Regions from separate parts of the Homo sapiens genome. Here regions 2 and 3 are each linked to region 1. A link is a loop called in an ENCODE intact Hi-C map of the cell type or tissue named here. Cell type or tissue: GM12878. All regions are shown on one strand. Each heading gives the region's core, and the rest is flanking DNA. Links, peaks and the distances in the headings are about the cores only.

Evidence for each region. Peaks named below come from ENCODE experiments on the same cell type or tissue, not always from the same donor. Only the 100,000 strongest peaks of a DNase experiment are listed, where the experiment ranks them.
Region 2: it touches region 1 in a loop (6-fold over the local background); 2 of 110 quality-filtered maps call a loop at or near these places.
Region 3: it touches region 1 in a loop (4-fold over the local background); 4 of 110 quality-filtered maps call a loop at or near these places.

The regions. Positions count from the first base shown.
Region 1 is chr7:101,853,357-101,863,436 of GRCh38, forward strand. All of the region lies in intron 1 of CUX1 (cut like homeobox 1), which reads left to right. Among named protein-coding and RNA genes, the nearest start is that of CUX1, 41 kb to the left of the region's middle. RefSeq lists enhancers at 3,566-3,695, 7,503-8,216. In GM12878, for the core only: a CTCF peak has its summit at 3,717; DNase peaks (open chromatin) are centred at 3,565 and 4,195; H3K4me3 peaks cover 2,126 bases; H3K27ac peaks cover 3,165 bases.
Region 2 is chr7:102,436,039-102,446,118 of GRCh38, forward strand. ORAI2 (ORAI calcium release-activated calcium modulator 2) reads left to right here. Exons shown (of 4, transcript NM_001126340.3): 2 at 187-295; 3 at 2,906-3,143. The coding sequence starts at 2,919. Among named protein-coding and RNA genes, the nearest start is that of ORAI2, 7.5 kb to the left of the region's middle. RefSeq lists an enhancer at 9,005-9,084. In GM12878, for the core only: no CTCF peak of the experiment used is centred there; DNase peaks (open chromatin) are centred at 5,743 and 9,193; H3K4me3 peaks cover 1,751 bases; H3K27ac peaks cover 4,880 bases.
Region 3 is chr7:101,929,869-101,939,948 of GRCh38, forward strand. All of the region lies in intron 2 of CUX1 (cut like homeobox 1), which reads left to right. Among named protein-coding and RNA genes, the nearest start is that of CUX1, 120 kb to the left of the region's middle. RefSeq lists enhancers at 4,969-5,540, 5,541-6,112, 6,058-6,197, 6,113-6,684, 6,685-7,256. In GM12878, for the core only: no CTCF peak of the experiment used is centred there; a DNase peak (open chromatin) is centred at 4,073; H3K4me3 peaks cover 1,218 bases; H3K27ac peaks cover 288 bases.

The sequences.
Region 1 (10,080 bases), core at 668-8,667:
TTACTGCAACATTATCTGTGAGGTTGTCTGTTATAACTGTGGTCCATTTATTTTCTCTGATGCTTAAACCCAGTTGTGCGGCTAGACCCAAATTTCTTTAGCCTTTGTCCTGTCGCTTTGTCTGTTTTCCTCGTTTCCCTCTTTGTTTTGGTCCCAGTTAGAGGTTTCCTCAAATGCCTAGTGACGTGTTGTTGTTTGTTCATATATCAGAGCATGGCAATAGAAAGGGTGTGTGTGTGTGTGTGTGTGTGTGTGTGTGTGTGTGTCGGGGTAAAGAGCAGTTTTGGTGGCCCCCACCGTAAGTAATTAACCCAGGTGTCTAGTTGCGGGGAGCCCCCAGGCATGGGTATCAGTGGCTCATTCTCTTGGACTGGTCAGTTTCTCTAGCAAGGAGCCCTCAGTGTTCCTGCTGGGTGGTGCAGTTGGGAACTGTTAGTCTGACCACCTGTCTTCTAGGCACCAGGCTGGGGCATGTGCTGGGATATTCACTCAGCCCCCTGCCCATGGTCATGAGAAACCCCAGTCTTCTGCCCACAGTGCAGGAGGGACCTGACCGCAGTGGCATTTTGCACACCTGCCCGGCCTCCAAGTCCTGCAGCTCGAATGAGCTTGCTTGCTGCAGGCGGCCTGCTCCATCTTGAGGCTTGTCTGGAAAGGCGGCTTCGGCTTTCCAGTGCTTTCCAGCGCTTTCCAGCTTCTGAGATTTTGGGGGCTTTTCATTTGTTCTTGCTTTCCTGTCCTCTTTGTCAGGTGAGTTTATACCTTTCTGTTCCAAAGCAAACAGGATCGTCTGCCATGTTGAACTGGATGTCGGACAATTCTGAAATGTGTGCATGGGGCAAGGCTGTGTGTGATGATACCAGTTTCATAGGAAACACTTCGGTTTTGGTTTTGTCTTTCAAAGTCATCTTTTGTGAGCGCCTTCTAGCCGGGCTGCCAGCGGGTAACATATGATTAACACAAGTTTGGAGTCTGTCTGCAGAGCAACTTTATGAAATGCTCAGAAAGCCAGTCTCCTAAGCATAGGAGCCTGTTTGGTGGTGATGGGATGAGGAAGCAGTGGGGGCTTTGGCACCAGAGGCCTGGGCTCAAATCCTGCCTCCATCATTTAGGGGTTGGGCATCTCCATTCCCTTATCTCTGGGTGGCGAGAACTTCCTAAGTTCTTAGTGTTTGGAAGGGACCCCCTCCATAAAGTGAGGTGCCTCTTGGCCACTGCTCAGCCAGTGGGGGCTGTTCCTAACAGTTGCCTCCTCCGATTGCTGGAGTAAGAAATGACACCCTGTCTCCCATTTCTGTGGCACCCCATTCTCAACAGTGATGGTTCTGCCTGTTTTTAGTCACACACACCTGCACACTTCAAAGGACTAAAAATGGACTCAGTTTTCTTTCTTTTTTTTTCTTTTTGAGATGAAGTCTCACTCTATCACCCAGGCTGGAGTGCAGTGGCATCATCTTGGCTCACTGCAACCTCCGCCTCCTGGGTTCAAGCGATTCTTGTGCCTCAGCCTCCCAAGTAGCTGGGACTACAGGCATGTGCCACCACACCCAGCTAATTTTGTATTTTTAGTAGAGGTGGGGTTTCACCAGGCTGGTCTCAAACTCCTGACCTCAAGTGATCCTCCCACCTCAGCCTCCCGAAGTGCTGGGATGACAGGTGTGAGCCACCTCGCCCGGCCTGGACTCAATTTGGATTGCAATGCCCCACAATGGTGACCTCCCTCTTCTCTGTTAATGCATCCTCTTCCCTCTTGCTTAAAAATTTCCCCAGTGCCGTGGCATCTTACCTCCTGCTGAAGTGTGTGCTGATGCTTTGCTGGGGGCTGGACCCCGTCCCTTGGAGCCTGGCCCAGGCCCTGCCTCCCAGTGAAACCCTGGCCGCCTTTCCAACCTCAGAGGCTCTATCTCCTCCCAAACCCTGTAGCCCTTCCAGTTGCTGGTCACTGACTTCCATTAATTGGCCCGGTGGCCTTGCCTGCCAGGGGGACCATGAGGTGAGGGGCCGTGTCCTCCGAGTGGTCTCTTTCTCCAGGGTGCTGGGGACCCAAGAAATGCCTGGTCGTTTCTCATAGGTTGATAAGGAAAATGAGGCCTAGGTAGGGACAGGCAGGATTTCACCTGAATTTACAAGATGATGCAATGGAAGAGTCTTCAGTATATTTTCACGTATTTTAGAATTGAGTTACAACATTCATTTTGGTACTTTCTCTGTGTTCTCCCCATGTGTTAAAAAGCAGCTTAAGGCCGGGCGCGGTGGCTCATGCCTGTAATCCCAGCACTTTGGGAGGTCAAGGCGGGTGGATCACGAGGTCAGGAATTCCAGACCAGCCTGGCCAACATGGTGAAACCCCGTCTCTACTAAAAATACAAAAATTAGCTGGGCGCAGTGGCAGACGCCTGTAATCCCAGCTACTCGGGAGGCTGAGGCAGGGGAATCGCTTGAACCCGAGAGGCGGAGGTTGCAGTGAGCCAAGATTGTGCCATTGCACTCCAGCCTGGGCGGTAGAAGGAGTTTCCAGCTCAAAAAAAAAAAAAAAAATGCAGCTTAAGTGCTGGTTTAGCGCCTGTAATCCCAGCACGTTGGGAGGCTGAGGCGGGAGGATCACTTGAGCCCAGGAGTTTGTGACTAGCCTGGGCAACATAGCAAGAACCCGTCTGTACAAAAAATAAGAAAAATTGGCCAGGTGTGGTGGCGTGCATCTGTAGTCTCAGCTCCTTGGGGGCTGAGGCTGAAGGATCGCTTGAGTCCAGCAGGAGGTCAAGGCTGCAGTGAGCTATGATCAAGCCATTGCACTCCAGTCTGGGTGACAGAGTGAGACCCTGTCTCAAAAAAAAAAAAAAAAAAAAAAAAGGAAACAAGAAAGAAAAAAGCAGCTAAATTCTGCTGGAAGTGTGCAGTAAAGCACAAGTTTTCAGCCATCAACGCAGGGAGCCGTTAATCACGACCCATAATAACCAGAATGTTATTCCACGGTTGCGGTTTGTTTATTTCATCAGAGTTGCGTCTTCACCTATTTCCCTCCCTACTCTTAATTGTTTATCCAAGTTAGTGTTTTCCATTCTTTCACTGAAGGCTCTAAAAATGGTCCCATCAAGAAGTCTGGTAGATAATGGAAGACGAAGTGGACTTTACAGAAAGATGAATTTTCTTCCCTAGAGCTGGAAAACCCTTCAGCGTGTCATGCGTTCCCCAGCCAGGACAGACAAAGCCACGCAATCTGTTTCCTGCAGGCCCAGAGGGGAAGGCTTCCTCCTTGTGGTTAGTGACTTCAAAAGCTGTCCTCACTAGAGCAAGTCCAACTCTTCCTCTAGTTCTGATGACTTCACGGCAGCCAACTGAGCTGCTGAACGCTGTTTTTTTCTACGCAGAAACCCTCCCGACTTTCACGAGGAGTTGACAGGTTTTCCTCTTCACTCGGGCTCCCTTGTCATCGTTAAACTGAAACTGCTTTCTTGTAGCCAAATTCTGTGGTCCCTTTTCGGCCTCGGCCTCCTTGACCTCTCTGTGTCCCCACCTTGGCTCTCCCACGCCTGCCAGCCGTACCACAGGCCCCGGGTGTGAACCCTCCCTCCGCGGTCATGCAGCCACGCCTCTGCTCAAGCTGTGCCTCCTCCTGGGCGCACCCTCCCTCTCCCATCCTTCAGCCTCTGAAGTCCTGCCCAGCTCCGGTTCCTGTTTCTGTTAGGACGAGGCCCTTCAGATCCTCTCCAGCAGGTGGACTCTGTCCTGCCCCGTACCACCCGCCGCGGGCCACTTTTGGGCCTGCGCCATGTTCCTGCCCTTACCCCGCCCGGTGTTAGCGTCACGTGGGTCCTGATGTCCTCCCTCTCCCAGGCCTCTGCTTATCTGATTGGGGGCTGTGCTTGACTCTGAAACCCGGGCACCTCCTACAGGGCATTTTGCCTGTCACAGGCCTAGCATTCAATACCTATCATATTTTTGAAATATCTGCAGAAATAAAAAGAAATAACTATTTTCTTCTTCAGGAGTTAAGATGCGTGGCCACCAAGTACTTTTCAATACATAAAATATGTTTTCAGCACAGAAAGGCCTTTCACCGCTCTTACTTACATAGTCTGCTTTTGGTATGATGGGGACGGATGAAAAATGAGGACTGTAGGCCTCCGAAGTCAGCTGTTTTGAATTAAAGCAGCGCACGCTTTGAGTCAGGTGAAGCGAGGATGGGGTTTCACCCGTTGAGGATGAATTTGCTGGGTTACTTTAAACTGGAACTGTTCTTTTCAGAAATGAGTGAAGCAGGAAGGGAAAGACGGAGCTTGTCTGGCTGGGTCGGATGACCCCCTTTGCCAGGCCGTCACCCCTCTAGGTTGAGTTAGCTCAGAATAACTTAGCTGTGCTATAGCTTTGCATAATTGCAAGGAGCTTTGTTTCGTTTTATTTTGCAGGGAATTTTTTTCCCCCCTTAGCTCTTCCTCCTGGTGTATTTGTAGAAATCAGCTTCATCATGGTCATTTAACAGTAAGGGCTGGGGGTGGTGGCTCACGCCTGTAATCCCAGCACTTTGGGAGGCCGAAGTGGGAGGATCACTTGAGGTCAGGAGTTCAAGACCAGCCTGGCCAACATGGTGAAACCCCGTCTCTACTAAAAATACAAAAATTAGCCGAATGTGGTGGCACGCACCTGTACTCCCAGCTCCTCGGGAGGCTGAGGCAGGAGAATCACTTGAACCCAGGAGGCGGAGGTTACAGTGAGCCAAGATGGTGCCACTGCACTCCAACCTGGGCAACAGAGCGAGACTCTGTCTCAAAAAAAGAGAAAACAGAACATACTATTTTTGTTGTTTCTGAGGAGTAGGGTTTCTTACCAGGGAACCTGCTTTAAAAAAATGCAGTATGTAGATTCCTTAAGAATAAAGTTAAGCAGCAGCTAACCAAGCACATGGCTAAAAACCCGGCCAAGAGCATTGTAGTATCTGGTTTTGGGGTTGGTGGTGGGGATCCCATTTTAGAGGCCGACTTTGGTTTGTGATGGTTAGGTTTTACTTTCTTAGGTCTCAGCTCACATGTCCCCTTCTCAGAGGAGCCATCCTCACCCATCCCTTCTTGGTCCCTCCCGCCTTCCCTGACTTTTTCTTCTTCAATGACTTATCTGCACATGATCCCCTACTTATAAAACCTGTGTCTTCCACTCCTCTCACCCGAAAGAATGTTTGAATTCTGAAAACAATGACTTTGTTCTTAGCACCCACAACAGCAAATGCTCAGTGAGCCCTATGTTGAGTGAGTTAGTTGTGAGCTGTGGTGGTTTAGTGAGGGTATACTTTGGCCCTTAGAATGCGAATGCCTTTTTTTTTTTTTTTTTTTTTTGAGATGGCGTCTTGCTCTGTGGCCCAGGCTGGAGTGCAGTGGCACGATCTTAGCTCACTGCAACCTCCGCCTCCCAGGTTCGAGAGATTCTCCTGCTTCAGCCTCCTGAGTAGCTGGGATTACACACACTCGCTACCATGCTCGGCTAATTTTTATATTTTTAGTAGAGACTAGGTTTCGCCATGTTGGCCAGGCTGGACTCAAACTCCTGACCTCAGGTGATCCGCTTCCCTCGGTCTCCCAGGGAATGGCTGTTTAATCACAAGAAAGTCTTCCCTTCATGCGTTGTGAAAACCAGCAGTATTTTAATTGAAGAAATCCGGTATTGTTTGGCTTTCTAGATTTGGAAGTAGGTCAGGTGGCTAATGATTGAAAATGGACCGGCAACCAGAGGGCCTTTGGAAACTCTAGCTCGACTTCAGGCTATAGTTTTGTTTATGCCCTTGTCACTAAAGGCACTGCCCATGAGAGCTGGGTTTGCAGTCCCTGCTGAGCCTGGGGTTGAGAGCAGAGCCCTAGAGTAACTCAGCAAAGGCATCCCTCCCTGCACCTGAGCTGGGGGAGAGGCGGCTTATGATTAACTCAGCGATGTCTCAAATGCCATTTCTAGAGGCTGAACACATTAACTTTTAAAAAATGATTTAAAAATTACCAATTGACCGTATCCGGGGCTGAACCTGCGTGATTCAGCTTCTTTTAAAAATATCTTTTCTCAACAAATTGCTTCCTTAACATTTTAATTTGTTGATCATCAAGGAAGCTTGCCAAATATTAGCTGTTCTTTTCCATTTCCTACCGCCTCAAGCTTCCCGTATTTGGCCTATTTCAGTGGAGCTGTAAGGTCACTCCCTATTTTTCTTCCCAAATAACTGTATTTATTACTGTCAGGTATTGGCGGGTTTGATCCAGCTGTCATCAGAACGTTTGGAAATACCGTTTTTTGCCAGAATGCTGATTTAATGATCTCATACTGACATGGCTTGTTCTCTCTGCAGACTTGATAACTTGTTGAATATGTTCCCTCTTCTTATTGAGCAATGGTGCTTTTTGAAAATTTTTCCCAGCCAGAAGGCTTCATGGGTAGTATCTTTAAGATCCTAGCAGAAGGTTGCTTTTCTCTCTCTCTCTCTCTCAGTCCTTTCTTTTTCTCTTTTCTTTGCTTCTTTCCTTCTTTCCTTTTTCTTTCTTTTCTTTCTTCTCTTTCTTTCTCTTTTCTTGGCTTATTTCCTTCTTTCCTTTGTCTTTCTTTGCTCCTTCCTTCCTTCCTTTTCTTCCTTCCCCTTTCTTTTTCCTTCCCTCCCTCCCTCCCTACCTTCCTCCCTTCCTTCCTTCCTCTCTCTTTCTGTCTCTCTGTCTCTGCCTGCTTTTTCCTCTCTCTCTCTGTCTCTCCCCCCTTCTCCCCTCTCCTATCCTCTTCTTCCTTTTTTCTTTTTTTGGAAGGCCCAGATTAGTAGCAGAGACTCTCCTTGAAGGGGATAGATGCATTGTCGCTGTTTGGTATTTTGAACAGATTCTTAAGAAAATGTTTTCCTGGTGGAAGATTTCAGACACACATGAGGTGAGAATAATGAACCCTGTGTGCTGCCCCCAGCATGATCAGTTCCAAACTATTGGCCTGTCTAGTTTCATCTCCGCCCCTGCCTACTCCTGGAATTTTGAAAAGGACATCATATTATTTTCTCCATAAATATTTCAGTATGTATCTCTAAAAGATAATGTCACTTCGAAAAAAATACCTAATACCACGATCACACCTAAAACATAAATGAACAATATGAAGGATGAGTTTCTGCTGTGTGGCATGGCAGAATGATGCTCTGTGGGGTCCCAGGGGAGAGGTGAGCTAAGTTCAGTGTGTCACCTGCTGTCACCTGCCATCACCTGTCCCAGGGCCTGGGGCTAGCCACTGCTCTTTTGTGAGCCTCAGTTTCTTCATCTATAAAACTAGAGGATTGTACTAGTCTGTCTGTCTTTCCTTCCTTTCCTCCCTTTCCTGTCCTGTCCTGTCCTTTCCTTTCCTTTATCCTCTCTCTCTTTTATCTCCCCTTCCTCCCTTCCTTCCTTCCTTCCTTCCTTCCTTCCTTCCTTCCTTCCTTCCTTCCCTCCTTCCCCTCTCTTCTTCTCTCTTTCCTTTTTTTAAAGAGACAGAGTCTTGTTGTGTCACCCAGGCTGGAGTGCAGTGGTGCAGCCATAGCTCACTGCAGCCTTGACCTGGTAGTCTCAAGTGATCCTCCCACCTCAGCCTGTGAGGTTCCGGGAACACAGGTGGGCAACACCATGCCTGGCTAATTTTTAAATTTTTTGTAGAGACAGGCTAGTCTTGAACTGGCCTCAAGCGATCCTCTTGCCTCAGGCCCCCAAAGTGCCGGGTTTATAGGCTGAGCCACTGCACCCGGCCTGCACTAGTTTTTTTTGTCTCTAGAAATCTGCATCTCTGAATGTGTTAGGTCCTGACCTGCTTTAGAACGGATCTCAGCCACCCTGCTCCTTCGAACCCACATTTCTGCCCCGTGTCTGCTGGTCGCAGGAATTGGCACATTTTCCTTTAGCTGCGCCCACCAGTCCTTGCACGCATACTCCTGGTCACTTTTTTAATGTCTGGCAGATGGTTTCAAGTGCAATGGCGTCTCTGCGTAATAGTTGATTCTCTAAAGAACAGAGTCTACTAAGTGGAAGCTGCGTTTCCACATTTAGCAGTTAGCTGTTAAGAGCCAGTAACAGGTGCAAATTTGCAACCCGTTTTTTCCCCAATCTTTTGGAATGGAAATGGTTCAGTCATTTGAATTTAACAAACTGCCTGCCCGGCATGCACTGCAGATGCTGGGCTGCAAAGCTGGTTTTGGTGCTGGTTGGCCCCCTGGGTGCCCCTGTCTACTGAGGGTGGGACAGGCGGAGGACTGGGGGCTCAGTGCTGCAGAGGCACATGTAGGGTGGGGTGGGGTGGGGTGGAGAAGAAGTCCTGACCAGTCCTGATTTGGTGGTGCTGGTGCTTATGGGCTAGTGAGATTTCTGCATGCCCAGGCTGGCTGGTAGCCATGTGTCAGTCACTCATAATCCCAGTACCAGAGTTATCATCACCCCTAACTTTTTTTTTTTTTTGAGACGGAGCCTCACTCTGTGGCCCAGGCTGGAGTGCGGTGGCACGATCTCGGCTTACTGCAACCTCCACCTCCCGGAGTCTCCCTCTGTGGCCCAGGCTGGAGTGCAGTGGCACAATCTCGGCTCACTACAACCTCCACCTCCCGGGTTCAAGCGATTCTCCTGCCTCAGCCTCCCACGTAGCTGGGATTACAGGCGCCTGCCACCATGCCCGGCAAATTTTTATATTTTTAATAGAGATGGGGTTTCACCATGTTGGCCAGGCTGGTCTCAAACTCCTGACCTCATATGATTCGCCCACCTTGGCCTCCCAAAGTGTTGGGGTTACAGGCATGAGCCACTGTGCCCGGCCACCCCTAATGTTTTGATTTATTTCCTTTGAATTTTTTTTTCTCTGAATAAATGGATTGATGATATCTATTGACATAGTCAGAAACTCAAGAAACATCTATGGAGCATCTAGCCATGGAGCAGACACTCCTGTTGGTCTCGGGGGTGTGTGGCGGGAAGGTCAGAGTCCTTCTAGTCCTCCAAGAGCTTCCAGTCTGGTGGGTCCCTAGAATATAATACATTGTGTGTTGTCGTAGGCGGGACTTGCACGCTGTGCAGTTGGCTTTACGGTTGACACCAGGCCACCAGTGGCCTCCTCCGCCTGCCCTTCCAGCCTGCGGTTGTCCTTCAGCTGCTGCCTGTGAAATGTGATCCTTTCCATAAGTCCCCAGCACAGAGACTGGGAAGGCAGTTTCTAAGAAGGCCCTTCTGTTGGGCTGGCTCAGAACCTGCCCCCTTTCCTCTGACTTGCCTATAAAAAGGTGGGTTTTTCCTCCTGCCTATAAAAAGGTGGGATTTCACACTGACATAATTTACATCGAGGGACATATTAAACCTGGTGTAATTTGCAAGTGTGCCCTGAACACGTTTCATCATCAGGCTCGTTGTGGAGACCACGGTGTCCCTTTCCTTCCCATCGTAAGTCCCCGGTGTGTGTGTGTGTGTGGAAAGTTTAGAGCTCCCAAAGTTTAGAGCTCAGAGAGGATAAAGACCCGTATTACTAAACTTATCAGGAAAATGTGGCTTCAGATTATTTTTTTTCACAGCAATAATTGCATTTCATGTATTTTTTTTTTTTACTTATTACAGAAAATTTCAAATATATACCCAAACAGAAGAAGATCATGAATGCTTTTGTGTCCATGACTCAGCTTCAATAATAATTATTTACTTGTCGCTGGCCTTGTCTTATCTGTAACTTTCTCATCGCTCACCCGACTTAAATTTTGAAACAAATCCCAGACATCATATCTTTTGCCATCCACAGATACATCAGTGTGTATCTCTAAAAGAGAAGGACTTTGCAAAAAGTACAACCACAATACCATTAGCACACCCTCGAAAAATGACAAAGATTCATCAATATCAGCTATCCAATATCAAACTGCCACTTTCCCACAAATGTCATAATTAAAAAAAAATTTGTTTCAATCAGAACAAGAAAATCCAAGTGAGATTCAAGAGTCCCGCTGGGACTGGTTCATGTGTCTTTGTCTTTTGAGAGTTCTTTTTTTTTTTTTTCTTCTTTTTTTTTTGAGATGGAGTCTCCTTCTGTCGCCCAGGCTGGAGTGCAGTGGCATGATCTTGGCTCACTGCAACCTCT
Region 2 (10,080 bases), core at 1,392-9,391, 580 kb after region 1:
CGGAGGGAGCAAAGGTTAGCGTCTCACCCCTCCAGTCTCTGTATACTGCGGTCATCAGACCTGCATGCTCAATTCTGTTAACTATGGGGGTGGGGGGAGAGGAAAAATGCAGTTTCCAAATTACAGCATTTTCTATTATGTGGAGCTAACCTACGGATTGCAGCGTTTCTCTGAATTCTCCCCAAGGGAAGGAACGTCCCAGGGATGGAAGTGCTTGGATGCGGTGCTGCTGGCTGCGGATGTGCGCAAGGAGATGGGATGGAGAGCCTGAGTTGGCATTCGTATAAATGACCTGGTAATTGGCATCCCCTGGCAGAAATAGCACAGAACTGTTCCCAGAGGTCTTGTTGGCCAGGGAAGGCTGTGGCTTTGTAGCCTTGTTGAGAACAAAGGGAAAGGCGACACTGTTTTCCACCTCCAGCACCTTCCTGCGTAATTTCCAAATTGGGGCATTTTCAATTATGGGGGGCTCGACTCTGGCATGGATGGACTAAGTTTGGGGCATTTCCTCAGCTGCTGACCCTGTTAAGCACTCCCCACTCCACCCGTCCACCCCAGCCACGCTCCCTGGGACCTAGAAACACGGATCTGTGTGTAACAGCCTGACATAGACTTTCCGTGGGGCCTATGTGGGCCTGGACATAGAAGTTACTCTTTTCGTTTCTTTTTTTTCTTTTCTTTTCTTTTTTTGAGACGGAATCCTGCTCTGTCACCCAGGCTGGAGTGCAGTGGCGCAATCTTGGCTCACTGCAACCTCCGCCTTCTGGGTTCAAGCGATTCTCTTGCCTCAGCCTCCCGAGTAGCCGGGATTACAGGAGCCCGCCACCACACCTGGCTAATTTTTGTATTTTTAGTGGAGACAGGGTTTCACCATGTTGGCCAGGCTGGAAAAGTCACTCTTTTTGATGTCAAGTAAACCACAAGATGCCTGTGCCCTTGAAGCACGCCCTGCAGATTAATTAGAACTGGATCCTGGCGTGTGGCCGAGCAGCCCAGCTCCTTGGGACACACGCGACCGCCAATCCCCTACTTAGTGGAGATTTGGGTTTAAATTCACAAATCTTGACAGATCTGTCCTTCTGATGTTTAATCCGTGTTAGTCAAACCAGATGTTTACCAGGTGTGAGTCCAGGCATCTCCGCCTTCTGTTTCTCCTTAAAATGTGGTCATGTGAGTTGGTGGATTTCATTTTTCATCTTGCTAAAAGTTTGCCTTGTAGCTTGGATGTGGCTTTAGTTATGTAAGTCCAATATTTTTCTTAGGGTGAACTGTACTGATCAAAATTTAAGTTGAAGGCCAGGTGCGGTGGCTCACACCTGTAATCCCATCACTTTGGGAGGCTGAGACGGGCAGATCACCTGAGCTCTGGAGTTCAAGACCAGGCTGGCCAACATGGCGAAACCCTGTCTCTACTAAAAATATAAAAATTAGCCAGGCATGGTGGCACATGCCTGTAATCCCAGCTACTCGGGAGGCTGAGGCAGGAGAACGGCTTCAACCCAGGAGGCGGAGGTTGCAGTGAGCCGAAATTGCGCCACTTCACTCTAGCCTGGGTGACAGAGCGAGACTCTGTCTCAAAAAATAAATAAATTTAGAAAATAATAAAATGTAAGTTGGATCTGTGAAACTAGCAGCTACTTGGAAATGTTTATTCCATGGCTGGCACCTGGATGTTGGAAGAAGTCTTTCGTCTTCAGATGCATTATCTTATTCAAAAGCCCTAGAGGTGAGGCCGGGTGCAGTGGCCCACACGTGTAATCCCAGCACTTTGGGAGGTGTAAGAGGGAGGATCACTTGAGGCTAGGAGTTCAAGACCAGCCTGGGCAATATAGTGAGATTCCCGTCTCTAGGAAAAATTAAAACATTAGCAGGCATGGTCCTGTGCTTATGGTCCTAGCTCCTCAGAAGGCTGAGGCAGAAGCTTCCCTTGAACCTAAGAGTTCGAGGCTGCAGTGAGCTGTGATCGTACCACTGCACTCCAGCCTGGGCAACAGAATGAGACTCTGTCTCTATTTTTAAAAAAAGTAGGCTGGACGCGGTGGGTCACACCTGTAATCCCAGCACTTTGGGAGGCTGAGGCAGGTGGATCACCTGAGGTCAGGAGTTTGAGACCAGCCTGGCCAACATGGTGAAACTCCATCTCTACTAGGAATACAAAAATTAGCCAGCTATGGTGGCGGGCGTCTGTAGTCCCAGGTACTTGGGAGGCTGAGGCAGGAGAATCGCTTGAAGCCGGGAGTCAGAGATTGCACCACTGCACTCCAGCCTGGGCAACTCGGCGAGACTGTCTCAAAAAAATATATCAAATCAAATAAAATAAAAATAAATAAAAAGTCCTACAGGTGGAAATATCCCCATTCTCACGATGAAAGAGCCAGGTCAGAAAGGTCAGCTGTCATGCTCAGAATCACACAGTAGAGTCAAATCCAGGTTTCATAACTTTAGGTCCTGGAAGGCTGGGCGCAGTGGCGCATACCTATAATCCCAGCAGTTTGGGAGGCTGAGGCAGGCAGATCACTTGAGGTCAGGAGTTCGAGACCAGCCTGGCCAACATGATGAAACCCCGTCTCTACTAAAAATACAAAAATTAGCCAGGCGTGGTGGCGGACACATAATCCCAGCTACTCAGGAGACTGAAGCAGGAGAATTGCTTGAACCTAGGAGCTGGAGTTTCCAATGAGGTGAGATTGCCCCACTGCACTCCAGCCTGGACGACAGAGTGAGACACTGTCTCAAAAACAAACAAACAAAGAAACATAACTTTAGGTCCTGGGCACTTTCTAAACCCCTGGGCTCTGGCGTGGGCTGTATATGGCAGCCTCTGTAGGTTGAATGGGCTTGGAGTCTAGCTCTTCCAGGCCGCAGTAACCTAGGATGTCTGAGCATGTCTCTCTCCCACCCTTAGCCTGGCTCCCACCATGAGTGCTGAGCTTAACGTGCCTATCGACCCCTCTGCTCCTGCCTGCCCTGAGCCCGGCCATAAGGGCATGGATTACCGGGACTGGGTCCGCCGCAGCTACCTGGAACTGGTCACCTCTAACCACCACTCGGTACAGGCCCTGTCGTGGCGGAAGCTCTACCTGAGCAGGGCCAAGCTGAAGGCCTCCAGCAGGACCTCCGCCCTCCTCTCCGGCTTTGCCATGGTGAGTGTGGGCGCCAAGTGAGGAGCACACTGGTCAGATGGGCTTTGCTAACTGAGGTCCCGGGATGCCTCAGGGACCAGAGCCTTCCCTCCAGTCTCTGGCAGCCAGGATGGACCAGTAGGAAGCATCCACCCACGTCCCAGCTGCTCTAAGAGGACGACTCTATCAGTGCGAGTGGGGGCGCTGGGAGTTGCCAGGGGCTCCCAGCTCTAGAATCTTCAGAAAGCCCACTTTGTCCTGTTCACATCAAGTATTTGCTTAGCAAGGAGGGAGGTTGGTGCGGGGTAATTATAGTAGCTCAGGTTCTGTGACTCACACCTGTAATCCCAGCACTTTGGGAGGCCAAGGTGGGAGGATAGCTTGAGGCCAGGAGTTTGAGACCAGCCTGGGCAACACAGGGAGACCCCTGTCTTTACAAAAATAAAATAAATAATTAGCCGGACGTGGTGGCGTGCACCTATAGCCCCAGCTACTTGGGAGGCTGAGGCAGGAGGATCACTTGAGTCCAGGAGGTGGAGGCCTCAATGAGTTATGTCCACACGACTGCACTCCAGCCTGGACGTCAGAGTGAGACCCCATCTCTAAAAAGAAAAAATAAAATTTATTTATTTATTTTGGCCAGGCGTGTTGGCTCACACCTGTAATCCTAACACTTTGGGAGGCCGAGGTGAGTGGATCACTTGAGATCAGGAGTTCGAGACCAGCCTGGCCAACATGGTGAAACACCGTCTCTACTAAAAGTACAAAAAAATTAGCTGGGTATGGTAGCAGGCGCCTGTAATCCCAGCTACTTGGGAGGCTGAGACACAAGAATCGCTTGAACCTGGGAGGCCGGAGGTTGCAGTGAGCCAAGGTCACGCCACTATACTCCAGCTGGTCAAGAGTGAGACTTTGTCTCGAAATAAATAGATTAATTAATTAAAAAGATAAAATCAAATCAAATCGCTGCATGGTACAGGGTTTCCTGAGAAAAGGCGCCCATGTCTGCCCCGTCTCAGGCACCACCCAAAAGTTTGGAACTCTCAGGGATCTCTGAGCAGGGCCTCAGAGATTGATTGGGGTTGGATCAGTTTAGCCCAGTTAGCGATGCAGACGTTCCTGGAATCTGGCCTCCAGGGTGACAAAGGAGAGCTTTTGGCCTGGCTCCCAGCGGCCGCCTTCCTTCTGAGTCATCCCCTAGGACAAGAGTCAGTTTCCGACAAAGCTGCGGCTCTGACAAGGGGCCCATCTCCTGTTGACTCCAAAGCCGCTGACCCACACCCCTGGAGGGAATTGTCCCAGAGGTTAAGGACTCACAGTGAGGACACAACAGTATGCTCACAGGTCCTATTGGGTGGAAGTGATTTATTTGTTTTTTGTTTTGTTTTTAGAGACAGGGTCCCACTCTGTTGCCCAGGCTGGAGAGGGCGGTGGTGTGATCATGGCTCACTGCAGCCTCTACCTCCTGAGCTCAAGCCATCCTCCTGCCTCAGTCTCCTGAGTAGCTGGAATTATAGGCACGTGCCACCATGCCTGGCTAATTTTTTTTTTCTTTTTTCAGAGACAAGTTCTCTGCTCTGTTGCCTAGGCTGGAGTGCGGGGGTGCAATCATGGCTCACTGCAGTCTTGAACTCTCAAGTGATTTTCCCACCTCGGCCTCCCAAAGTGCTAGCATTGCACCTTGTCCAGCCTGTTTCCTTATGTGAAAACAATTATTGTTTTTCTTTTTGTTTGTTTTTGTTTTTGTTTTGAGATGGAGTCTTGCTCTGTCACCCAGGCTGGAGTGCAGTGGTGTGATTTCAGCTCACTGCAGCCTCTGCCTCCTGGATTCAAGCGATTCTCCTGCCTCAGCCTTTCGAGTAGCTGGGACTACAGGCACACATCACCACGCCCAGCTAATTTTGATATTCTTAGTAGAGATGGGGTTTCACCATGTTGGCCAGGCTGGGCTCGAACTCCTGACCTCAGGTGATCCGCCACCCTCGGCCTCCCAAAGTGCTGGGATTACAGGCAGGAGCCACCGTGCCCAGCCTCTATTGTTTTTCTGTAGGCCGGAGCCTCAATTGTTAGATTGATGGTGCAATTTAAAAGAAAAAGCTGGCTGGGTGTGGTGGCTCACGCCTGTAATCCCAGCACTTTGGGAGGCTGAGGTGGGCAGATCACCTGGTCAGGAGTTCGAGACCAGCCTGGCCAACATGGTGACACCCCGTCTCTACTAAAAATACAAAAATTAGCTGGACGTGGCGGCAGATGCCTGTAATCCCAGCTACTCCAGAGGCTGAGACGGAGAATTGCTTGAACCCGGGAGGCGGAGGTTGCACTGAGCCGAGATTGCATCACTGCACTCCAGCCTGGGCCATAGAGCGAGACTGCATCTCAAAAAAAAAAAAAAGAAAAAAAAAAAACCAGAGGTGGCTCTTGCTATGTTGCCCAGGCTGGTTTTTTTTTTCTTTAATTATTGTTATTTTTTTCTTCACCTTATACCAAGGGAGAAATATTGTTGTTTCATTTTGTTTTTTTCCCCCAAGTATTTTTGACCTGCGGTTGGTTGAATCTGCAGATGTGGAACTCATAGATACAGAGCACCAGCTGCAGTGGGAAGCAAGTGAACCATCTGGCGTGGAGCTGAGCCTTGGGGGAGCCGCAGTGCACCTGCTTGATTAGATTAGCATAGCGCCATCCGGTCAGATCGTTCTTCACACTGCAGGGCAGCCTGGGAAAAATAAGTGACAAATACAAATCATCAGAAACTGTAGCTGAGTCGGGGCAGGGCCCTGGGAACAGGCAAAGGTACAGATTGCTGGGTAGAGTTCGCCCTTTATAGTGTGTCTTCCCTCATTAGAATTGCAAAGCTGTTCCTTTGTCTAGCAACACGTGCTTATGCCTAACCTGAAGCTTAGTTCTTGATGCGTATTCTTCCCCCAACACAGAGAACCAGTGATCCAAGGCCCCACCTCATAAAACCTCTGCATAGGCCAGGCGGGGTGGCTCACGCCTGTAATCCCAGCACTTTGGGAGGCTGAGGTGGGCGGATCACTTGAGGTCAGGAGTTCCAGATCAGCCTGGCCAACATGGGGAAACCCTGTCCCTACTAAAAATATGAAAAGGAGGGCCGGGCGCCATGGTTCATGCCTATAATCCCAGCACTTTGGGAGGCCACGGTGAGCAGATCACTTGAGGTCAGGAGTTGGAGACCAGCCTGGCCGATCTGGTGAAACACTGTCTCTACTAAAAATACAAGAATTAGGCTGGGCGCAGTGGCTCACACCTGTAATCTGAGCACTTTGGGAGGCCGAGGCGGGCAGATCACGAGGTCAGGAAATGGAGACCATCCTGGCTAACACAGTGAAACCCCATCTCTACTAAAAATACAAAGATCAGCCATGCGTGGTGGCACACGCCTGTAGTCCCAGCTACTCGGGAGGCTGAGGCACGAGAATCACTTGAACCCGGGAGGCAAAGGTTGCAGTGAGCCAAGATCGCTCTACTGCACTCCAGCCTCGGTGGCAGAGCAGGACTCCGTCTCAAAAAACAAAAAAACAAAAATTAGCCAGGCGTGGTGGCTGGCACCTGTAACCCCAGCTTCTCGGGAGGCTGAAGTGGGAGGATCACTTGAATCCGGAAAGGGGAAGTTGGAGTGAGCCGAGAACATGCCACTGCACTCCACCCTGGGCAACAGAGAGGGAGACTCCGTCTCAAAAAAAAAAAAAAACATTAGCCGTGGTGGCGCATGCCTGTAGTCCCAGCTATTGGGGAGACTGAGGAAGGAGAATCACTTGAACCCGGGAAGCAGAGGTTGCAGTGAGCCGAGACAGCGCCACTGCACTCCAGCCTGGGCAACAGAGCAAGACTCTGTCTCAATAAAAAAAAAAAAATTAATTTAAATTTAAAAAATGCTGCATAAACACAGTGAAAAATTGCCTTCTCTTTTCTTCTTCTTCTTCTTCTTCTTCTTCTTCTTCTTCTTCTTCTTTTTTTTTTTTTTAATAGAGATGGGGTCTCGTTTTGTTGCCTGGGCTGGTCTTGAACTCCTGGGCTTAAGTGATCTCCCGCCTCAGCTTCCCAAAGTGCTGAGATCACAGGTGTGAGCCACCTCACTCAGCCCCTTTTCTCCTTTTTTTTTTTTTTTTTTGAGACGGAATCTTGCGCTGTCTGTCGCCCAGGCTGGAGTGCAGTGGCGCGATCTCGGCTCACTGCAAACTCCACCTTCCGGGTTCACGCCATTCTCCTGCCTCAGCCTCCCAAGTAGCTGGGACTACAGGCGCCCGCTTTTCTCCTTTTAAGGTGGAACAAAACCACTTTTTGCAAGCCCTGCCCCTACCTCATAATCATCTTTATTTCCTGTCTTGGAGGCCTCTGTGGTTTGTAATATTTGTCACTTGGGCCATTTCCTTTGAGGTGACCATAGCCAACCCAGGGCCACACTGAGAAAAACCACCCCTCAGCCCATGTTCCGTGGCTACTGGTTTTTGGATACGTTTCACAAGGGCCCCAACTGTATTACTGCTGAGTTGTTTTTCGGCTCTGGTCCACTAGGACTGCCATGTCTTCTTTTTTCTTTTTTGAGATGTAGTCTCGCTCTGTCTCCCAGGCTGGAGCACAATGGCACGATCTTGGCTCACTGCAACCTTTGCGTCCCGGGTTCAAGAGATTCTCCTGCCTCAGCCTCCCGAGTAGTTGGGATTACAGGCACCCACCACCACGCCCAGCTAATTTTTGTATTTTTAGTAGAGATGGGGTTTTACCATGTTGGTCAGGCTGGTCTCGAACTCCTGACCTCAGGTGATCCGCCCACCTCGGCCTCCCAAAGTGCTGGGATTACAGGCACCCGGCCATATCTTCTTTTATCTAGGAAGTGTTCCCTCACCACTGAAAGCGAGGTGAAGAAATGAGCTGCTAAGAGGTGGCAGTTGCTGAAGGACATTATGAAATCTTCATATATATTATTTTATTTTATCTTTTACTTTATTTTTTCCCCAGACAGGATATCGCTCCATTGCCCAGGCTGGGGTGCAGTGGTACATTCATAGCTCACTGCAGCCTCTAACTCCGGGGCCCAGCCTTGTGAGTTATTTTTTTATTTTATTTTATTTTATTTATTTATTTTTTTGTGGCAGGGTCTCACTCTGTCTCCCAGGCTGGAGTGCAGTGGCATGATCTCAGCTCACTGAAACCCCTGCCCGCCAGATTCAAGCGATTCTCCTGCCTCAGCCTCCCAAGTAGCTGGGATTACAGGCACGAGCCACCATGCCCGGTTCATTTTTGTATTTTTCACAGAGAAAGAGTTTTGCCATATTGGCCAGGCTGGTCTCCAACTCCTGACCTCAAGTGATCCGCCCCCCCCCGCCCCCCACCCTCCAGCCTCTTAAAGTGCTGGGATTACAGGCATGAGCCACCGCACCTGGCCTGAGTTTTGTTGTTTTTTTTTCTTTAAACAGGGATGGCTTAGGTCTAGGAGGGAAACAGTGGAAACAGTGGGTAGAAGAACCTTCCCCAGGCTTCTTCTTTTTTTTTTTTTTTTTTGAGACAAAGTCCTGCTCTGTCACTTAGGCTGGAGTGCAGTGGCATGATCTCCATTCACTGCAACCTCTGCTTCCTAGGTTCAAGTGATTCTCCTGCCTCCGCTTCCTGAGTAGCTGGGATTACAGATGCCCACCACCACGTCCAGCTAATTTTTTGTATTTTTAGTAAAGACGGGGTTTCACCATGCGGGCCAGGCTGGTCTTGAACTCCTGACCTCAAGTGATCCACCCACCTCGGCCTCCCAAAGTGCTGGGATTATAGGTGTGAGCCACCGCGCCTGGCTGACCTCACATTTCAAGACACCAAGCAGAGCCTGCCGTTCCTTGGTTTGTTCGTTTTAGACTCTACCTGCTGTAGCCTCCGACTACGGTTGATGATTTTGCTTCCTTAGCAGACCCAGCCATGCCTCCTTTCCACAGCTTCCCTCCTCACCCTCGGCCTCACTTCCGTCACCTTTCCCGAGCTTTAGAGATGCCGGCTCTCACTGGGCTTTTGGCCTCTGCTGAGGAGGCACCATGTGGTCTGTCTGAGGCCATCCAGGTGTGCAGCTCTGAGTCTGGGGACTCTCCGCACTTTCAGTTGTTCTGTTTTAAAAGGTCAGTTTCCGTTTTTTGTTTTTTTTTTTTGTCAAGATGGGCTGTCACTATGTTGCCTAGGCTGGTCTCAAACTCCTGGGCTCAAGCGATCCTCCTGCCTCTGCCTCCCAAAGTGCTGGGATTACAGGCATGAATCATCGTGCCTGGTCAGTTTTTACCTTTTGAAAGGTCAGTTTCCTTTTTTTGTAGAGACGAGGTCTCACTCTGTCACCCGGGCTGAAGTGTAGTGGTGTGATCATAGCTCACTGCAGCCTGTTATCTCCCGGGTTCAAGCGATCCTCCCACCTCAGTCTCCTCAGTAGCTGGGACTACAGGCATGTGCCACCATGCCCGGCTAATTTTGTATTTTTTATAGAGACAGGGTCTCCTTCTGTCCCCCAGGCTGGAGTGCAGTGGTGCAATCGGGGCTCCCAGCAGCCTGGAATTCCTGGCCTCAAGTGATCTTCCTGCCTCAACCTCCCAAACCACTGGGATTACAGGCATGAACCATTGTACCCAGCCAGTTTTTCACTTCTTTCTTTTGTTTCCTTCCTTCCTTCCTCCCTCCCTCCCTTTTCTCTTTCTTTTCTTTCTTTTCCTTCTTTCTTTTTCTTTTCTTTCTCTCTCTTTCTTTCTCTCTTTCTCTTTCTCTCTCTTTCTTTCTTTCCTTTCTTTTCTTTCTTTAACTTTCGTGGCTTGTTTTCTTTTGAGACAGAGTCTCACTGTGTCACCCAGGCTGGAGTGCAGTGGTGAAATCTTGCCTCACTGCAACCTCCACCTCCCAGGTTCAAGTGATTCTCCTGCCTCAGCCTCCCGAGTAGCTGGGATTACAGGTGCCTGCCACCACGCCCGGCTGCTTT
Region 3 (10,080 bases), core at 1,000-8,999, 77 kb after region 1:
TTTGTTCTTGTCACCCAGGCTGGAGTACAGTGGCCTGATCTCGGCTCACTGCAACTTCTACCTCCCGGGTTCAAGCGATTCTCCTACCTCAGCCTCCCAAGTAGCTGGGATTACAGGCACCAACCACCATGCCCGGCTAATTTTTGTGTTTTTAGTACAGATGGGGTTTCACCATGTTGGCTAGGCTGGTCTTGATCTCTTCACCTCAGGTGACTCACCTGCCTTGGCCTCCCAAAGTGCTGGGATTACAGGCATGCGTCACCACGCCTGGCCCAGAAGCCAAATTTTTAGTCACTTAACCATTAGCAATTCCTCTTCTATTAGATTTTTTTTAAAATTGCTTTTGAGTATTTCTTTGAAGTGGCATACTCATTTAAAGGATTCTATATGTCAGGGGGAATGTTTTCTAGGAGGGTACTTAGGAAGGAACATATCGTTATAGCCTAAAATTTGCCATTGGCCTGTGAAAGCCTTCTTAACTTACGGAATTGATTATAAGCCAAAGCGTGGGAAAATCTCCCCTTCCACTTTGAGATTATGTCAGTCAAGAAAATGACAATTGGATACCAAGCCATGCTAACTCTGATACTTGCTGTCTTCGTTTTCTTCTTTCTTTGGCTAGGGGGATGGAGCGCGTGTGGTGTGGGTGGGACTAGTCACTGAGCATGTTATTGACTAACATTGGCTTTTCATTTTAACTTGCAAATGTGAGTGGCATAAAAGTGAGTTTACGAGGAGCATGACTGGCCTGTTATGCAGAGTCTTGTAATTTTGTTTGTGGCCCTTTATTTTAAGAAGATGTTGTGTTATATAGTTGGTGTCCTTAAAGGAGTATATAATTGGATCTGGAAGCTTAGATTGTGATTCTGACTTGGCCACTTAATGAATGCAAGATCTGAGCAAGCCATGACCTCTCTGTTGTTCAGTCTAAGAAAGGAGGTGTTGGTGCTGAGCATGGTGGCTCATGCCTGTAATCCCAGCACTTTGGGAGGCTGAGGCGGACGGGTCACTTGAGGCTGGGAGTTCGAGACCAGCCTGGCCAACATGGCGAAACCCCGTCTCTACTAAAAATACAAAAATTAGCCGGGTGTGGTGGAGTGCACCTGTAATCTCAGCTATTCAGGAGGCTGAGACGGAGAATCACTTGAACCTGGGAGGCGGAGATTGCAGTGAGCCGAGATCACGCCACTGCACTCCAGCCTGGATTTCAGAGCGAGACTCCGAGGTTCTGTGTGGCTGAGAGCCACACATTTTGCAACAAGAGACTCGTCCCTTTTCCATAGGTGTCCTTATTCCTATTGATCTTACCTGTGGGCCCAAGACTTAGGCACATCCCTTTCTTCTTAAAAGGCATCACCTCCTCTGCCTCTTGGAGTTTTCCTACCCAGAATTCATTCATGTGTGCAGCAAATATTCCTGGCAGTCCCATTGTGTGTGGAATGGGGTAAACCAGGAAGACTGTTGTGAGGGCTCAGTAACTTCAGGGACACAGCCGTCGTAGCTTATAATGGCAGCTGATATTTAGTGAGCACTTACTGCATATCCAGTACTATTCTAAACACTGGAAAGGCATTTAACTAACTTAACACTCACAGGATCCCTACGAAACAGGTACAGTGTTTATTTCTGTTTCAAAGAGAGGGAAACTGAGGCCCAGAGAGGAGGAGTAACTTGCCTAGGCCCACAGGTGGCAAAGCTGCCTGAAGGTTTTTTTTGAGACAGAGTCTCACTCTGTCGCCCAGGCTGGAGTGCAATGGCACAATCTCAGCTCACTGCAACCTCTGCCTTCCGGGCTCAAGCGATCCTCACTTCAGCCTCCCAAGTAGCTGGGGCTACAGGCATGCACCATGGTGTCTGACTGATTTTTGTATTTGTTGTAGGGAGGGGTTCTCACTATGTTACGCACGCTGGTCTCAAACTCCTGGGCTCAGTCCCTCCCAAAGTGCTGGGATTATAGGTGTGAGCTACCGTACCCCTCAGGAATTCTTATTTTTTAGATGGAAATTTTAAATTGGCTTTTATTGGAATCTCATTAAATTTGTAGATTTGGAGAGGCTTTAGAAGGCATTTTCAAGTTTTGATTGATTGTTTTAGATTTCATTCATAGGTGAATTTCATTCTCTATATTTTACTTGAGGGATCCACGGAAACTACCTACATGGACTTCACTTACTCTGGTTCATTGTGTGGGATACAAAATCGTCAAAATTGAAGGATTGATCATTGTGTCTGGAGCCAGGCATAAAAATAAACCTCACTCTGTTATCATAGGTGGCTGTGATTAAGATCGAGGGAAATGTCGGCCCTGGGCCTCCTAACATTGACAGTTTCCTTCAGAAGATTAAGTGCGGCTTCATTTTTGGCCCGGGCCATCAGTAGCTTAAAGCCATTACTGTCTATTGGCTGTTTGGTTTGTCTGAAATATGGGGCCGGCGTCAGCCTATTTCCCTGGGGTCAGGTGTGTTCACATAATCAAAGTGCCAGGAACCCATATCGCATGCAAGCGTGTGTGTTCAAATTAGCCTTCTCCAGGGAGGAATTCACAGCACCAGGAATACGCGCAGAGATGTTCTTTTGCACTTTTGCATTTTAAAACGTGCATCGCTTACGAGCGCAGCATTTTCAAGCCTTTTCTTGAGATCAGCTCGTTCAGTTACATGTGCTTTTGAAGATGACCATTTGTGAAACCATCAGCCACTGGCAAAGTGAAGAAAAATGAAGATTTCGGCCTGGTTGATGTGTGCTCGGGGAAAGGTGATAGCTTCTGTTTCCTTGAATTAAAAGCTGCAGACAAGTATATTTTCATTTATTTTGTTTATAAATCAACAACCCACGAAAGGTATTTCATACGTATTTAAATGATTGCTTTGCCGCCATCAAGAAAAAATACTGTTTCACTTAACAGTGAATTGAGACAAGGAAAAGTGATGTGTGAATAGAAATAAAGAAATTAAAGTAAAAAACAGGATCAGGGTAGGTTCTAGGGCTAATAATTTAAGAACAGAACATGTGGTTTAACTCTTTTTGCCACTCTAAGGAGAGGTGATATTTGTATTTTTCTTTTTACTGAAACCAGATCGTGAGACACGCTTTTCATTCATACTTGAAACTTGATAAAATGTTTGGCTTTATATTAATTTTCTCAATTATAAGTGTGGGAAATGAATTCGTTGATAACCCTTTTCAAGTAAATGAACTGATTAGAACCAGAAGAGCCGAGAGTCATTTTTATTTTAAAATTCTTTTTGCATGAACACATGTAGTGTTGAGGAATATGTGGAAAATTGAAATATTGCTTCTCTCCTACCGTGTCTCCAGTGCCTCGATAAATCACCTTTTTTTTTTCCTTTTAAAATGTCTGGCCTTATAATTTATGTTTGCATAACCCATTACTAAATTCATAGTAGGTGTTTTAGTTGGCAGGCATTATTCCAGGGATTTGGAGGAGTTTAAAAAAAATACAGAGCCTTTGTTAGTATTTATACTAAGTGGACATTTTCCTTTTTTAACAACAACAACAAAAAAGAATTAGATTTTTAAAAAAGAATTCAGAGCTAGCTATTTACCTTTTTCCTAGACAAACACTATTAAGTCCATATTCTCACATTATTCATTGTCTTAATGGAGATTAAGATTTCTTAATGGACTTTATTATAGCTTTTCTTTCTTTTTTTCAAAATTAGAACTGGCCGAAGAAAATGCTTCTACTATTAAGATCAGATGAATTTCTACAGAATTTTCAGTAGGTGTCATGTTGTATAGGAAATAAACATTTCTGTTTTAGTAGGTTTTCGATTTCTTACCTCCCGTTGACCGTTTTGATCATAAAGTGAAGATGAATACATTCATTCATTTACTGCAGTCTTTGGTACTTGAACAGAAATAGCAGTGTTCTTGGTTTGTTCGCATACTTGTGGCTTACCTTTGAGACTTTCTAATTTTTAACCAGACATTTAAAAATAGCCATTCTGTCTTTTAGCCCTAATTTAGAAAAACTTGTAGCGCTTTCCTTTGAAATGATGAAAAAAAAAGTTCTTTCTGTTTTCTATCATCAAAGTTTAAAAAGCGATGTTTGGATATTTTAAAAGCCGGAAAGACCATGTATGGCGTGCTGAGGAAGTTTGCTTTGTTTGATCATTTTCTCTTCCCCTCACCCCCATCAGCTGGCTAATAATGTTTTCCATGTTAAATGTGTATCACAGCCTGTTGAAATCCCTGTGGTTAATCAGAAGAGAAGTTGTTTCTATCCTATGGAACCTTAATACAGTTGTCAGGAGGTTTGTGAACAGAAATTCAGAATTCATCACACTGTAACGATGATCTAAAGGTCAAGTTGTACAGTATAAATTTGAAAATCTCTCTCTGACTTCCTTTCTACCTAAATTAGAGCCTAAAAGTCATGAGAATTTTGTCTTCTTTTTGTTTATTTTAGAGATAGCATAGTCGATGTTTTAAAAAGTTGCCACCTTTTCACTATAATGCGCTCCCATTATCAGAGATGTTTATTCTGGTTGTATCTCTCTGACAACCTTCAATACTTAACAGAATAATTTAGTTTGGATTCAAAGAAGTGCCTCTTCTATTTCTGTGTTTGTTTCTAGAAACTTTGAGGTGGAGGAATTATTGTTCCTTCTTCTTGGCAATGTTCAGGGTTTCACGAATCTGACTTTTAAAAGCCCAGCTCTCAGCCCCGAGCCTCTCATGAGTTAAAGAAAGGGTTTTGCAGCTTTTGGTAGACGAGAAACACATTTTATGGCTCTTCATGAAGTTGCCCGCTCCGTCCACGTCCTGTCCTCTTCCTCCTTCCCAGTTTCTGGGCTCCCTGGCTCTTGTCATGAGGCTTTCAGTTTTGTGTCCCAGAAAGCGCTTCCCCCGGGGACAGTGCCATGCCAAGGCTGGGAGAAGGGAAAAAGGAGGTGTTTATCGCCTTGAAGATGCCTTCCAGCCTTTATTATTAACTCCCTTCCAAAGTAAACTTTCGGGTTTTTTTCAAGTCTGTTCTGGCCAAAGTACAGTTGGGTTTGCCGTGTTCTCTAGGAGTAGAGGTGAAAACAGCATTGCCCGGGGTGAGGAGCAGGAGGAGGAAGGGTCCACGTATAGGAGTGGATGGAGGGGATCTGTGAGACAGCTGCTGGGACAGATCCGACTTGGAGACTGTCAGGCCTCTGAGCCCAAGCTAAGCCATCATATCCCCTGTGACCTGCACGTACACATCCAGATGGCCGGTTCCTGCCTTTACTGATGACATTCCACCACAAAAGAAGTGAAAATGGCCTGTTCCTGCCTTAACTGATGACATTATCTTGTGAAATTCCTTCTCCTGGCTCATCCTGGCTCAAAAGCTCCCCTACTGAGCACCTTGTGACCCCCACTCTGCCCGCCAGAGAACAAACCCCTTTTGACTGTAATTTTCCTTTACCTACCCAAATCCTATAAAACGGCCCCACCCCTTTCTCCCTTCGCTGACTCTCTTTTCAGACTCAGCCCACCTGCACCCAGGTGAAATAAACAGCTTTATTGCTCACACAAAGCCTGTTTGGTGGTCTTTTCACACGGACGTGAGTGAAAGAGACTGCCATTCATGAATGGACAAGGCCTGGCTCCGTCCACGCTTTCCCAGCTCTGTGTCCTGCCATCGGACATGCTGGCACATCTGCTGTGGGTGCCCTGCACTTCTCCGGGCACTCCTGGCCCAGCTGGGGAGGTTGGCATGGTATCCACCATTTTGTTCTAAAGTAGTAAATGAAACTCTTGGGAGGGCAGCACCCAGCAGATGTTTGGAGCTAGAGACAGGGCTCTGGGGATGTGTAGGAACCCGGACCTGGTGTGGCAATGGTGTGGGGCTGTCACGAGGCGTGAGGAGGCTGGGGTGGTGTTGGGGACAGCACACGATGCTGGGGCTCAGGCCAAGTGAAGCTTGGACTTCACTCTGTCTGAGGCTTTGCCAAGTGTCAGAGGGTGCACACTTGGGAGTCACATGGCCAGGCTCACATTTCCAGCCGAAGTTACACTCTACAGCCTGGCAGCAGATGGACGTTTGGGGACAGAGGTGGAGCCGGAACAGCTGAGACACTGTTTTAGAGGACTCTGCGAGAAACACGCTCTTAAAACAAGGAAGCGGTGGTTATGTCTTATTCAACAACGATCTGTTGTGGACCAGCTGTGTGCCAGGCAGTTGCAGGCCCTGAGGCTGCAGCAGTGAGCAGAAGGCCAAGGTCCCTGCCCTCGCGGTGCTTACATTCTAGTGGAGACAGATGTTAAACTACAGGGCAGGAAAACACTGTCAAGGAGATGCAGGTGGAGGATTCTGACTGTGGAACTGGGGCATAGAGACAGTGGGTTTTGAAAGCACTTGGCTGAGAAGGATGGGAGGAGGGAGGAGGGAGGAGGGCGGGTACATCTGTAGATGGACCAGGTTAAGGTATGGACTTCCCCATCCTGACAAGGGGGAGCCCCAAGCTTGTTTTCAGGTGTGACGGGGGTGGGGAGAAAGAGAGCATTCCAAGAGAGGCACGAACGTCATTTCCAGAGCGAGATGAAGGTCACAGAGTTTGGGAGGAGATGGGATCCGGCACTCGGGCTGGCGAGCAGACAGGAGGGAACTCAGGGAGATGGGAACCCCGGGGAGGAAGTTAGGGCAGGATCCCCTGGGAGTTTTCCCGGATACATAGGAGAAAAGGTTATCCTTCAAGGGTGAGCGGGGGCTAAGTGCAGGGGACAGAAGAGAGGAAAGCCCGGCGACCATCATGCCCGGCTGCCGTGGGTGGTCTGGATTGGAGGCGGCAGCCGGGCTGTGTTTGTGCGGAGGGTGGCAGGGGGCCAGCGGAGGAAACTGCCCAGGCGCCAGCCCTGCCATCCCCACCGGCCTCCTCGCTTTGGGGTTTTGCTTTCTGCCCTGGCCACGTGGGACCGGCTAGGTGGAGATCATGCAATCAGGGTTCCCAGCTCTCAGAACCATAATGGTTAAGCAAGCAGCTTCGTTTCCAGGCACGCAGGAGCTCCCCCGTGTCAGCGTTTTCCTAACATGGCTAATCATAAAAACCTCCTGGGTGTGTGTGTATGCTTGTTAAAAATACTGTCCCTGGGCCCCACCCTAGACTTAGTGAGACACAGTCACCGGGGAAGGGCCTGGGGACTTGCATTTAGAACCAGCTCCTGGAATGCTTACTCTGAGGCCAGTTTGGGCCCCCTCCCATGGCCTCCCTCTGTGTCCCTTCCTCCAGATGCTGATTGAGGATGTGTCCCCTGCCGGGACTGTGTTTGCATGTCTCTGTCTCTGTCACAAAGTAGATGCCTGGGGAGTGTGTGCTGCGTGGCCCCCTGAAGACCCTGTACCGGGATGTCAGCACCCCAGCCCCCAGCTCCTCCCCCTGTGAAAGACATTAGCTCCTGGAGGGGCTCAGGTGGTGGAAATGAATCTTAGCATCAATGTTTAGACCTAAAAGCCATCTCCAGGTCATCATAGCACATGACAGAGATAGAGGCAGAACCTGGTGGCCATAGGATTATTTCTGAGCAAAGATCGCCCAAGCTTTGGCATAGGCCAGGGTTATTCACATGTCCGAGTCCCTGGAAGTGGGGTGTGAGGAGGTTGTGGGGGGCCTTCAGAATGAGGGAAAAGGGATAAATCAAAATCAAGTCTTTTTTTTTTTTTTTAATTGAGACAGAGTCTCGCTCTGTCTCCCAGGCTGCAGTGCAGTAGCACGATCTTGGCCCATTGCAACCCCTGCCTCCCAGGTTCAAGCAATTCTCCTGCCTTAGCCTCCCGAGTAGCTGGGACTACAGGTACGTGCCACCATGCCCAGCTAATTTTTTTGTATTTTTAGTAGAGACGGGGTTTCATCATGTTGGCCAGGGTGGTCTCGAACTCCTGAGCTCAAGTGATCCACCCGCCTTGGCCTCCCAAAGTGCTGGGATTACAGGCGAGAGCCACCGCGCCCAGCCTAATGATATAAATATTAGTAGATTTCTGCTTACTCACTTCACCACCAGCATTTTCTAGCAAATGTGAGTTCAGCAGACACCAAAGATTTTTATAAATCAAAGTAGACAGTCTTTAACGTTGAGAAGATTCTGTTAACTCATCTGTTCTACCCACACTCTTGCCCTTCCCTCCTCACAGAAAAGCCAGGAGAAGGGTGAATAATTGAATTACAGATGACAGTAAATATTTGGATCTAGCTGCTTATGAGGCCTTAATGATATCAGTCAGTACAAAAGGTTGATATCCATGTTTTTTGGTGTGTGTATTTTTTTTTTTTTTTGAGACAGTCTCACTCTGTCACTCAGGCTGGAATGCAGTGACGTGATCACAGCTCACTGCAGCCTCAACCTCCCAGGTTCAAGCGATCCTTCCATCTCAGTCTGCTGGGTAGCTGGGACCACAGGCGTGTGCCACCACACCCAGCTAATTTTTTGCAGAGACAGGGTCTCGCTATGTTGCCCAGGTTGGTCTCTCAAACTCTGGGGCTCAAATGATCTTCCTGTGTCAGCCTCCCAAAGTGCTGTAGTTACAGGCATGAGCCACTGTGCCTGGCCGATATCCACCATGTTTGGAGCCTGTTTTTGGTTACATTTCATCCTCATCTACTGGCCTGGAGATATTGGTGTCAATCAGTTCTTCACTGGGGGAAGAGATTTTTTTAAAAAGTCAGATTTACACTCAGTAAGATTCACCCTTTTCAGGTGTCCACTTTGATGAATTTTGACAACCACATATAGTCATGTGCCACCACCACTATTAAGATAGAGGACAGGCTGGGTGCAGTGGCTCACACCTGTAATCCCAGCACTTTGGGAGGCCGAGGTTGGCAGATCACCCGAGGTCAGGAATTCGAGACCAGCCTGGCCAACATGGCAAAACCCTGTCTCTACTCAAAACACAAAAATTAGCCGAGCGTGATGGCTCATGCCGGTAATCCCAGCACTTTGGGAGGCTGAGGCGGGCAGATCACTTGAGGTCAGGAGTTTGAGACCAACCTGGCCAACATGGTGATACTTCGCCTCTACTAAAAACACAAAAATTAGCTGGGCATGGTGGTGTATGTCTGTAATCCCAGCTACTTGGGAGGCTGAGGCAGGAGAATCGCTTGAACCTGGGAGATGGAGGTTGCAGTGAGCCAAGATCGTGCCACTGCAGTCCAGCCTGGGCAACAAGACCAAAACTCTGTCTCAAAAAAAAAAAAAATACATATATATATATATATATATATATATATATATATATATATATATATATATATATATGATGGTTCCACTGTCCCCCCTATTCTCCCAGGCCTCTATGTAGTCAGTCCCTTCCCCCACCCTCAGCCCATGGTAACCACTTATCTGTTTTTTGCTGGCATCATTTTGTATTTTCTGGAGTGTTACATAGAGGGATCATACCATATGCAGTCTTCGAGTCTGGCTTCTTTCACTTAGCGCAGTGGATTTGCAGTTCAACAGTGTGGCCGCTGTCAGTGCCAAGTAGTATTCCATTGTATGGATGTACCACAGCATGGAGGGATTTTTAAGGCTGGTCAGGCAGTGCTTATGTCACAGGTCCAACATCCAGTCCCCTGGGCCATTTAAAGCCAAGCACAGCCCCACACCTAACCCTCGTCTGAACGATCTTGTACAGCCACTCTGCAGTTTCACATCCTGAATGTGAGCAGTCTTTTTTTAAAGAAGGAGGTTTTGGGCCAGGTGCAGTGGTTCATGCCTGTAATCCCAGTACTTTGGGAGGCTGAGGCGGGTGGATCGCTTGAGCCCAGGAGTTTGAGACTGGCCTGGGCAACATAGTGAAACCCCACCTCTATAAAAAAAATACGAAAATTATTGGTGGTGGTTGCCTGTGGTCCCAGCTGCTTGGGAGGCTGAGGCAGGAGGATCACTTGAGCCTGGGAGTTTGAGACCAGCTGGGGCAACATAGTGAGACCCCTGTCTATAAAAAATACAAAAATTGGGGCTGAGCGCGGTAGCTCACACTTTGGGAGGCCAAGGTGGGTGGATCAGGAGGTCAGGAGTTCAAGACCAGCCTGACCGACATGGTGAAACCCCATCTCTACTAAAAAGACAAAAATTAGCCAGGCATGGTAG